Regions from separate parts of the Homo sapiens genome. Here regions 2 and 3 are each linked to region 1. A link is a loop called in an ENCODE intact Hi-C map of the cell type or tissue named here. Cell type or tissue: heart left ventricle. All regions are shown on one strand.

The links. A loop is a pair of places that touch in the nucleus more often than their neighbours do. Peaks named below come from ENCODE experiments on the same cell type or tissue, not always from the same donor. Only the 100,000 strongest peaks of a DNase experiment are listed, where the experiment ranks them.
Region 2: a loop joins it to region 1, with 3 times the contacts of the local background. A loop is called at or near these places in 7 of 110 quality-filtered maps.
Region 3: a loop joins it to region 1, with 2.7 times the contacts of the local background. A loop is called at or near these places in 8 of 110 quality-filtered maps.

The regions. Positions count from the first base shown.
Region 1 is chr12:2,074,420-2,076,919 of GRCh38, forward strand. The region is part of intron 1 of CACNA1C (calcium voltage-gated channel subunit alpha1 C); the gene reads left to right. Among named protein-coding and RNA genes, the nearest start is that of CACNA1C, 23 kb to the left of the region's middle. In heart left ventricle, no CTCF peak of the experiment used is centred here; a DNase peak (open chromatin) is centred at 1,388; H3K4me3 peaks cover 460 bases; H3K27ac peaks cover 2,500 bases.
Region 2 is chr12:2,183,240-2,185,739 of GRCh38, forward strand. All of the region lies in intron 3 of CACNA1C (calcium voltage-gated channel subunit alpha1 C), which reads left to right. Among named protein-coding and RNA genes, the nearest start is that of CACNA1C-AS4, 39 kb to the right of the region's middle. RefSeq lists an enhancer at 472-971. In heart left ventricle, a CTCF peak has its summit at 1,092; no DNase peak of the experiment used is centred here; H3K27ac peaks cover 703 bases.
Region 3 is chr12:2,146,132-2,148,631 of GRCh38, forward strand. The region is part of intron 3 of CACNA1C (calcium voltage-gated channel subunit alpha1 C); the gene reads left to right. The region is part of intron 1 of LOC107984131 (a long non-coding RNA gene); the gene reads left to right. Among named protein-coding and RNA genes, the nearest start is that of CACNA1C-AS4, 76 kb to the right of the region's middle. In heart left ventricle, no CTCF peak of the experiment used is centred here; no DNase peak of the experiment used is centred here.

The DNA of each region.
Region 1 (2,500 bases):
CATACAGGTGGGGAAACTGAGGCTCGGAGATGATCTGACTTGCCGAAAGTTGAATGGCAAGTCTGAGCAGGTGCAGGCTTGGCCCTGCTCTTCTTCCTTTGTACCATGAACTTGTTGCGACTCCTCTGGGGTCTCCTCTGGGAGATGGAAATTTCCATCCAGGGAGTACTGTTATTGATAGGCCCTCTCAGGGGGAGGAGACTGCCAGTGCCGTGACTCAAAATAGCTGTCTCTTCCCTGCTGAAGATGTTGCCCTTTCCGCAGCAAATGGATGAATTAGACCCCCCTGCTTCGATAAAATACTTTAGGGTTTATAGGGTGGAAAATTTTGTTTGGAAATGAAAATAGCCCATAGCCATCCATACCCTGAAGCTGTCAGCTAATGCCATCTGAGTCACCCCTCCCCATCTTCTGGCACCTGTGGGGAGCCTCCCTGTGGTCTACCTTGCGGGGTCTGAGCTTGGCCATATTTGGCATTCTGGAGCCTGCTGGCTTTGGAAGTGCCTTTCAACCTGCCAACACCCACATGGGGACCCGGATCAAGCCATGTGTTTAAATGACTGGGCTGTGGAGGGAGCTCCAGTGGAGACGTCCAAGGGATGTAGGGCCATTTACTTAACATAAATCAGTTCCCTGAGTGTGAGTGTCTTAATGCATTCCTTCAGTTATAAACAGTTTAGAGCCATGACAGCCAACATCTTTTCACCCCCGCTCTCCTTAGCCCAGGCCTCCATTTGGATTTGTTTCTACAGCCAGAGACTTTGATGATTGCAAGGGATGATAGGGAGGCCATTCTGAAGACAAATAACCATTGTTTATGGAGCCCTGACTCCTGGGGTGGCAGCCGCTCACTGGGTGCAGGCATGGGACCTGCTCATCAGCTCCTGGTGGGCACTAATCTAAGTGTGTCCCATACTCTATCTTGTTTAATCTTCCCCTCCCATTGATGAAGTGGGGACCTCTTACATTTTACACTTTAGAGAAAATTTTACATTTATGGAAACCCATTTTACAGAGAAGAAACCTGACGTTCCCAGGGCCTCATTAATTTGCTCAAGGTCACACAGCTATTGAATGGGAGAGCTGGAATTTGAACGTAGGCAGCTTGTTTTCTGAGCTCTGGCTTCTAAAACGCTTTGCCATGTTTATGTTATTTCCTGTCTAATTTGGAGGCTTTGTTGCTGGGCTTTTGAGATCTTTCTTGCTTGCTTAAATAGCAGTCCATAGGTTGGCAGAACAAGCCTGTGGATACTGCCCTGACCTCCGGTAGGAATGTTCACAGAAGTGGCGTCAGTACCATGGACTTGTCCTTGTCCCAACCTCAGATGTAGAACAGTGGAGCCAGGTTCCCAGAGTCCTGGCTTGTGCTGTGCCCCAGGTTTCTCCTGGGAGCGGATGTGCCAGGGCTTGTTCTTGGGAGTCTGCCTGCACCCATGGAGAACTGACAGTCAGGGAACCCATTTTGGTATAAACAGGGGTTGGTATATTTAGAAATAATCTCTAGAGACTGTCATATGTGCTTATCTGCATGCTCAGAGATAAAAGTCAGGGAGGTGGGTCAGTAAGAAAATGCTGGGGTTGACATCCAGTTGACACATGGCTCTTTCCCAGGGACACAGGGCAGCCTGATACATAGGGCCTATTTTAGGGTCTTTCATTATCGGTTTGGAATTGTCGCTGTCTGCACTGCAGTAAAACAAGACTCGCCTGGATCTGCCTTTCCTGACTTGAGAAAAAAAGATCCTTACACAGGCTTGCCTTCGATTCCCATCTTTCTCCAACGTGCTCACATGTGCTAGGGTTTTTTGTTTTCTCTCTGCAACCCACCCGCAGACGTAACCTTCTGATTCACTGTCTAATTTAGGGCAGAAACTTGCAGAGCAATGTCAAATGGGTCTGTTTTCACTTCTGGATATTACACATGCGTAATGTTCTTGCTTTGAAAGCATTCCAAGAGGATACGATAAATAAAGGGGCTCGTACACATACAGCTCAGTGGCCACGTGGCTCACATGGGTCTGCTGCTTTTGGGAGCGGGCCATGTTTCTTCTCCCCTTCCTTCCCTCGCCTCACTCCCTCCCTACCTACCTCCCCCCTCCCTTCCTCCCTTCACTTTTCCCCCTCCTTTCTTCCTTTGTTAAGCAAAATAATTTTTTCATTCATGAGCAAAAACAGTTTTCCAAGGGATGTGAAAAGGCAACAGAGATGGTATCTCTAGTACCCTGTATTTTTCAGTCACAAAATTATTTGCCTCTGGCTTTTTTCCCAAGTTCGATTCCCATTTATTCTACACTTGTATCGGAACCATTGCTGTTTTTAATGGGATGACACAGTTAAAATGAGCCCCTGCTTTATAGAATGGGACTTGTTAGACGGGTCACCCTGGTTGGAAGGCCCGGGAGACCTCTGGCTCTTTAAACACGCAGTTGCTGTGTGTGAAGGACACTGGGTTCTGCTATACGGCACTTTCTACTGAGTGGGAAATTGAGACATGGAACAT
Region 2 (2,500 bases), 110 kb after region 1:
CTGGCTCAAAAAAAAAAAGAAAAAAGAAAGTTTTCTTCCCTTCCTGACCTTGTAGGAGAACAGAGCTCCTTCGCCTGAGGGGCATGAGTCCCTATGCAGAGGTTCCCTAACACCTGCTCATAGGTCTGTGTCCCGCTGATCTGGTAAGCACCGGGAATGGTCTCTTAAACACAAAGTTTGGGCTGCCTTCTCTAGAGATTCTATTTCCACAAGTGTGGGAAGGGGCTGCACGGGAATCAGAAATGTTTCCCCAGTGATTCTGATGCATAGTTCAGTTTGAAGACGTGCTAACAATATATACCAACAAAAGTTGTCTGCGTCTTTTTCTGGGGACAGACCCCCCCCCGGCTTTCATCAGAATGTCACGGTCCCACACAAATGAAGATGCATCCTCTCATGGTATGTGCTAGCGGGCACAGAGAGTGGGGCTGGAGAATGAGGGCTTGGTAGGCGAAAGGCCCCAGGGCCAGCCCTGCTCTGCCCTCGTCTCTTGCCTTCCCGCCAGGTGGGTCAGGAAATAGGAACAGGTGGTTAGTCACGGGGCTCTCCAGCAGGTAGGGCAGTGGCTGAGGAAATAGCGGTATCTCATCAGCTCTGTCTCTAGAGGTTCTTAAGATACTTAGTTGTCACCAGCCTGAAAAGTCAGCGTGGAAAATGTTCCAGCCTGGTTCCTGTAAACGTAAAATCTGTTATGAATTATATCCATCCACGTGGAAGAGGGAGACAGAGTGATCTGGTATGTGCAGGAGAGGGCCAGCCTCTGCCTGGTCTGAAAGCTTTTGCAATTGTTCCTAATTGGCCCAGTCTTTTTCTGCAGGAATCTCCTCTCTTTTCTCCATCCCATCCCCCACTGCCTGCAGCTTCTGATTTCTTGGCAAGGCAAGCAGGCACCAGAGCTGGGGCTGCGGTTGTTCTGAAGGATTTTCAGGTGTGCGTGTTGAAAGCCGGCAGGAAGAGAATGCTGGCTCTGTGTTTAGCAGCCGAAGGGACTTGTTATTTAATGTGTCTTCTGAAGCCACGAGGCCTCGGCTTTGTAACTTGCTTTCTTTATTCTTATAAATCTTCTAGGATGCTCCATGGACTGTAGGAGGAGCTCTGACTTCCCGACCATACCCTTGTGTTTACCACTACAGGGACAGAGGTTCACAGCTGCTTCTGGTTGCTGTAGATGATCTGGTTCCCTGATAATTTGAGATAAGTTTGTGTTAGTTTGGAGTCTTCGGTGAATACGTTAGGGTACATGTTTCTTCGTCGTTCCTGGCAGGGCTGATCATAGACCACATCAACCCAAGAATGTGTTTGCCTCTCTGATGAGGCTACATCTAGAATATGAACTTGTCGAGTGCTTAAGTATCTTTCTACATAGTTTATTCATTAGCCTGTTCATTTATCTGTTCAACAACTATTTCTTGCTTGTCAACCATGTTCTAGGCATGTCATGGGCTCTGGAAGCAGAGTGAGAAGCAAGGCTAAGTCCTGGGCTCACGGAACTTAGGTTCTAATGAGGAAGACAGGCAAACAAGGCGCCGTGGAGAGGCAGGCAGAGAACCTTGCTTTCCAACCCTGCTCAGAGGTGCAGTCTCTTTATATATCCCACTTCCGCTATCCCCAAACATGCCCATTAGCACTGACATCTAAAGGGCTCATGGTGAATTAAAATGTGACCCCACCTCTGGGTATTTAGTCATTTAGTATTGAACTGGGGTTAAAGTCCTAAGGAAAGGCATGTGGAGCTAATATTTTTGGGGGGACAGGCCCTACTGGCAGCCATGGAATCTTACTCCGCGTGGCTCATTGCTCCTGGGCTTTACAACTCAACGCAGCTGTAGTTCATTCACCATGCTGTGGCCAAGCAGCAGGAGTTCAAATGTCCCCACTGCCATCTCCAAGTTGTCTCTCTCGGGTTCCTATTTCCCTGGCTTTTGTCACTCCCACCTCACCTGTGGCCCACATTCTTCTCTATTTGAATGTGTGGCAGGCAGGCGAGATAGACAATGGGGAGGAGTTGTTCTGCAGGAGAGAAGGGGACAGTCCTTCCTCCAGCCTGGAGCACTTCCTGCACCGCTCCCCACCCCGTCTACTCTCCATATCCCACCACGCCCTCAGGGCCTTGCCCTAACCCCGGAAGCCCACCTGTCTCTTGGCTGAAATCCTATGGGCTGAGTTGGGTCCCCCCAAAACTCATGTGTTGAAGCCCTGTCTCCTGTACTTCTAGAATGTGACTGCATTTGGAGACAGGGTCTTTAAAGAGGTGATTAAGTTAGCATGAGACCATTAGGGTGGGCCTACTCCAATATGATTGGATTTATAAAAAGAAGAAACTTGGACACAGACACACATGGACACAGACACACATAGAAGGAAAAGCATGTGAAGACATGGGGAGAAGAGGGGCAACTGCAAGCCATGGCGGGAGGCCTCATGAGACATCCACCCTGCTGGCACCTTGATCTTGGACTTCCAGCCTTCAGGAAGTTCATTTCTGTTGAGTAAGCTGCCC
Region 3 (2,500 bases), 72 kb after region 1:
TATCACCCCTCTTCCCTGTCACGTTTAGATTGGGGCAAGGAAAGGTTCTCACCCTCGAGGAATTTATGATCAGACTGGGGAGACAAGAACCAGTTTGAGAAGCAGGTAATGGTAGTTGAGAGAAGGGATAGAGGGCTCAAGAATCTCTCCGCGCCTTTCTGGCTCCAAAATTCTACAGTAGGAGTCAGGAAAGGCTTCACTTGTGAAGTGGCACTTGAGTGAGGCCGTCATCAGCATAGGAATCAGAATCATCTTTGTGTGCTCATCATAGTAAAATAAATATTGATTGAGTAGCAGTATGTGGCAAGGGACTCACAAATACATTTTGGTTGAGGAGTCAGGTTACTTGGATAAAAAATGATAATGAATGGTACAAAATTCCCTCCACTGGCGCCACAGGAGGGGCAGCCCCGGGCCTGAGGTCTTTGGGAAAGGTGTGGGGAGGCGGTGGGCACAGGCCTAGGGAAGGGCAGGATTTAGACGAAAGCAGAGCCATTGGAAAGGCATATTCTGTGTTTCCACTATTGACAGCCTCAATTATTGGTTTTCCCATTCAGCTTTCTGCTCTCAGTACCCCATTCTGTTTACCTGCTGGTGGGCAGAGCGTCACACAACCAAACTCGCGTAGCCTTCTTCACCCTTTCCCCTCTTTTCTGCAGAATGGGTTTGTTATGACTTGACTGTGATTTTTCAGGCCTTTAATCATCCAAGGTGAATGTCTAAGGGTGGACCCAAGCAGGGCTGGACCCAAGCAGGGCTGAGTTAACTGGACCCAAGCAGGGCTGAGTTAGGGGAAGCAGGGAAGAGAGGGGAAGGACAGCCTGAGCCCTTCCAGACACAGGCAAAGGAGAGAGGACAGACATATCCTCCCTGAGAGCTCTCCAACCCCCCCAATTATCAAAGCAAATCAATGTCACTCTAAGTCATATCTCCATACTAGCTCTATCCTTTCTCCTGTCCCTATCTCTAGGTCTATAAATTCAGGGCTTAAGGGATTTCTAGGGAAATTACAGCAAACGAATCACTGAGAGAGGGGGGGAACCTCCAAAATGTTGTGAGTTGCTTGTTTAATGTTTCAGGAGCTTCAAAGAAATTGAGCAATTTAGATTAAATTTCAAGAAGTGGGGCTGACTAGAGAGAGAGGAAAGTTAGAAACAGCGTGCTATAGAGGTTGATGGTGGGAATAAACTCTGCTGTTTCAGCCAGGCCAGGCTTCCTTCCAGTGTGCTTCTGTATGATGTTAATAAATGGGAAAGTGATTGACAACTTCCTTAGGCAACTTTGGGGAGTGAAATGCCAAATTTGGGCAAAGCAGACCTCTAGCTTTATTGGTATTGGGGCTTTGCCAGAATTATCTGCTATTAAATACTTCCAGGGACCTGTTGCCTCTTTGTGACAAATGTTAGATAATTTCCATTAACTGCATTATTGATGGAGAAAGCAGAAAGGTGAGAGAGTGGAGAGAGTAAAGATTGAATGAGTGTCAGAACTAACTGGAGGAAGAGGGAAGATAAAGATGTGAAGAAGTATATATCTGAGGATAAAATGTAAAATGAAATTAATGAAAATACGATGGTCAGATTGGAAGGAGAGAAAATGCAAATTACAGAGTGAAAGAAGACTTCTTTCTACTCTCAAATGTTTTGGGGGGATTTTGGGGGGGCAAATAGGCAGTAGGTTTTCACACCTTTTGAAAAACCCACCTCTTCACACTTGAGTTTTCATGTTCTTGGTTCATAATCCTAGGATTACCATTGTCAGTTGTGCAGAATCCCATTGGAAAGCAATATGCCATCAGTACATCTGGTAACAGGAGGATGCTAGGAATGGGAATACAGAATATTTATGCAACTTCTAGGCTTCTAAAAATTGTATGTTTACATGCATATATACACATACATGCACACTTATATAAAACCTGTCAAATTTTTCAAAAATTTTTGAAAGGATTAGCATTATAAAGTCATAAGGAATCTCTGAAGGGACTTTAGAGTAGAGAAAGATGTGAGAAAAAGCCTAAATATATCACTCTGCAGCAAACCAATCATCCACACAACCACAGAAATCTCTGATAAATCTCTTATGAACTAAACTCCCTGTTGCCCGATGGTTCTTTTTGGAAACTTTGTCTCTGTCTTTCGTATTGAAATATCGCACTGAAAAGACCTGCCATGGAGATGTTGATCCCACTTATGGGCAAGAGGGCGTCTGAACTTGTCTTCCAGCCATGGCTCAAAGATTGCAGATGGAAATCCCTGCTGCTCACATTTGTATATTTGATCAAACTCTTTTCATGGCCAGACCAGGCTCCAGGGGTTCTGGGTCACATCTTCCCTCTAGCTGCCATTTACTTTGATCATACTAGTAATGATTACCATCTACAGCATGTATTATGTGCCAGGAACTTTGAATTTGTCATCTTTTTGGTTTTCTTGGGACAGGGTCTCACTCTGTCTCCCAGGCTGGAGGGCAGTGGCATGATCTCGGCTCACTGCAACCT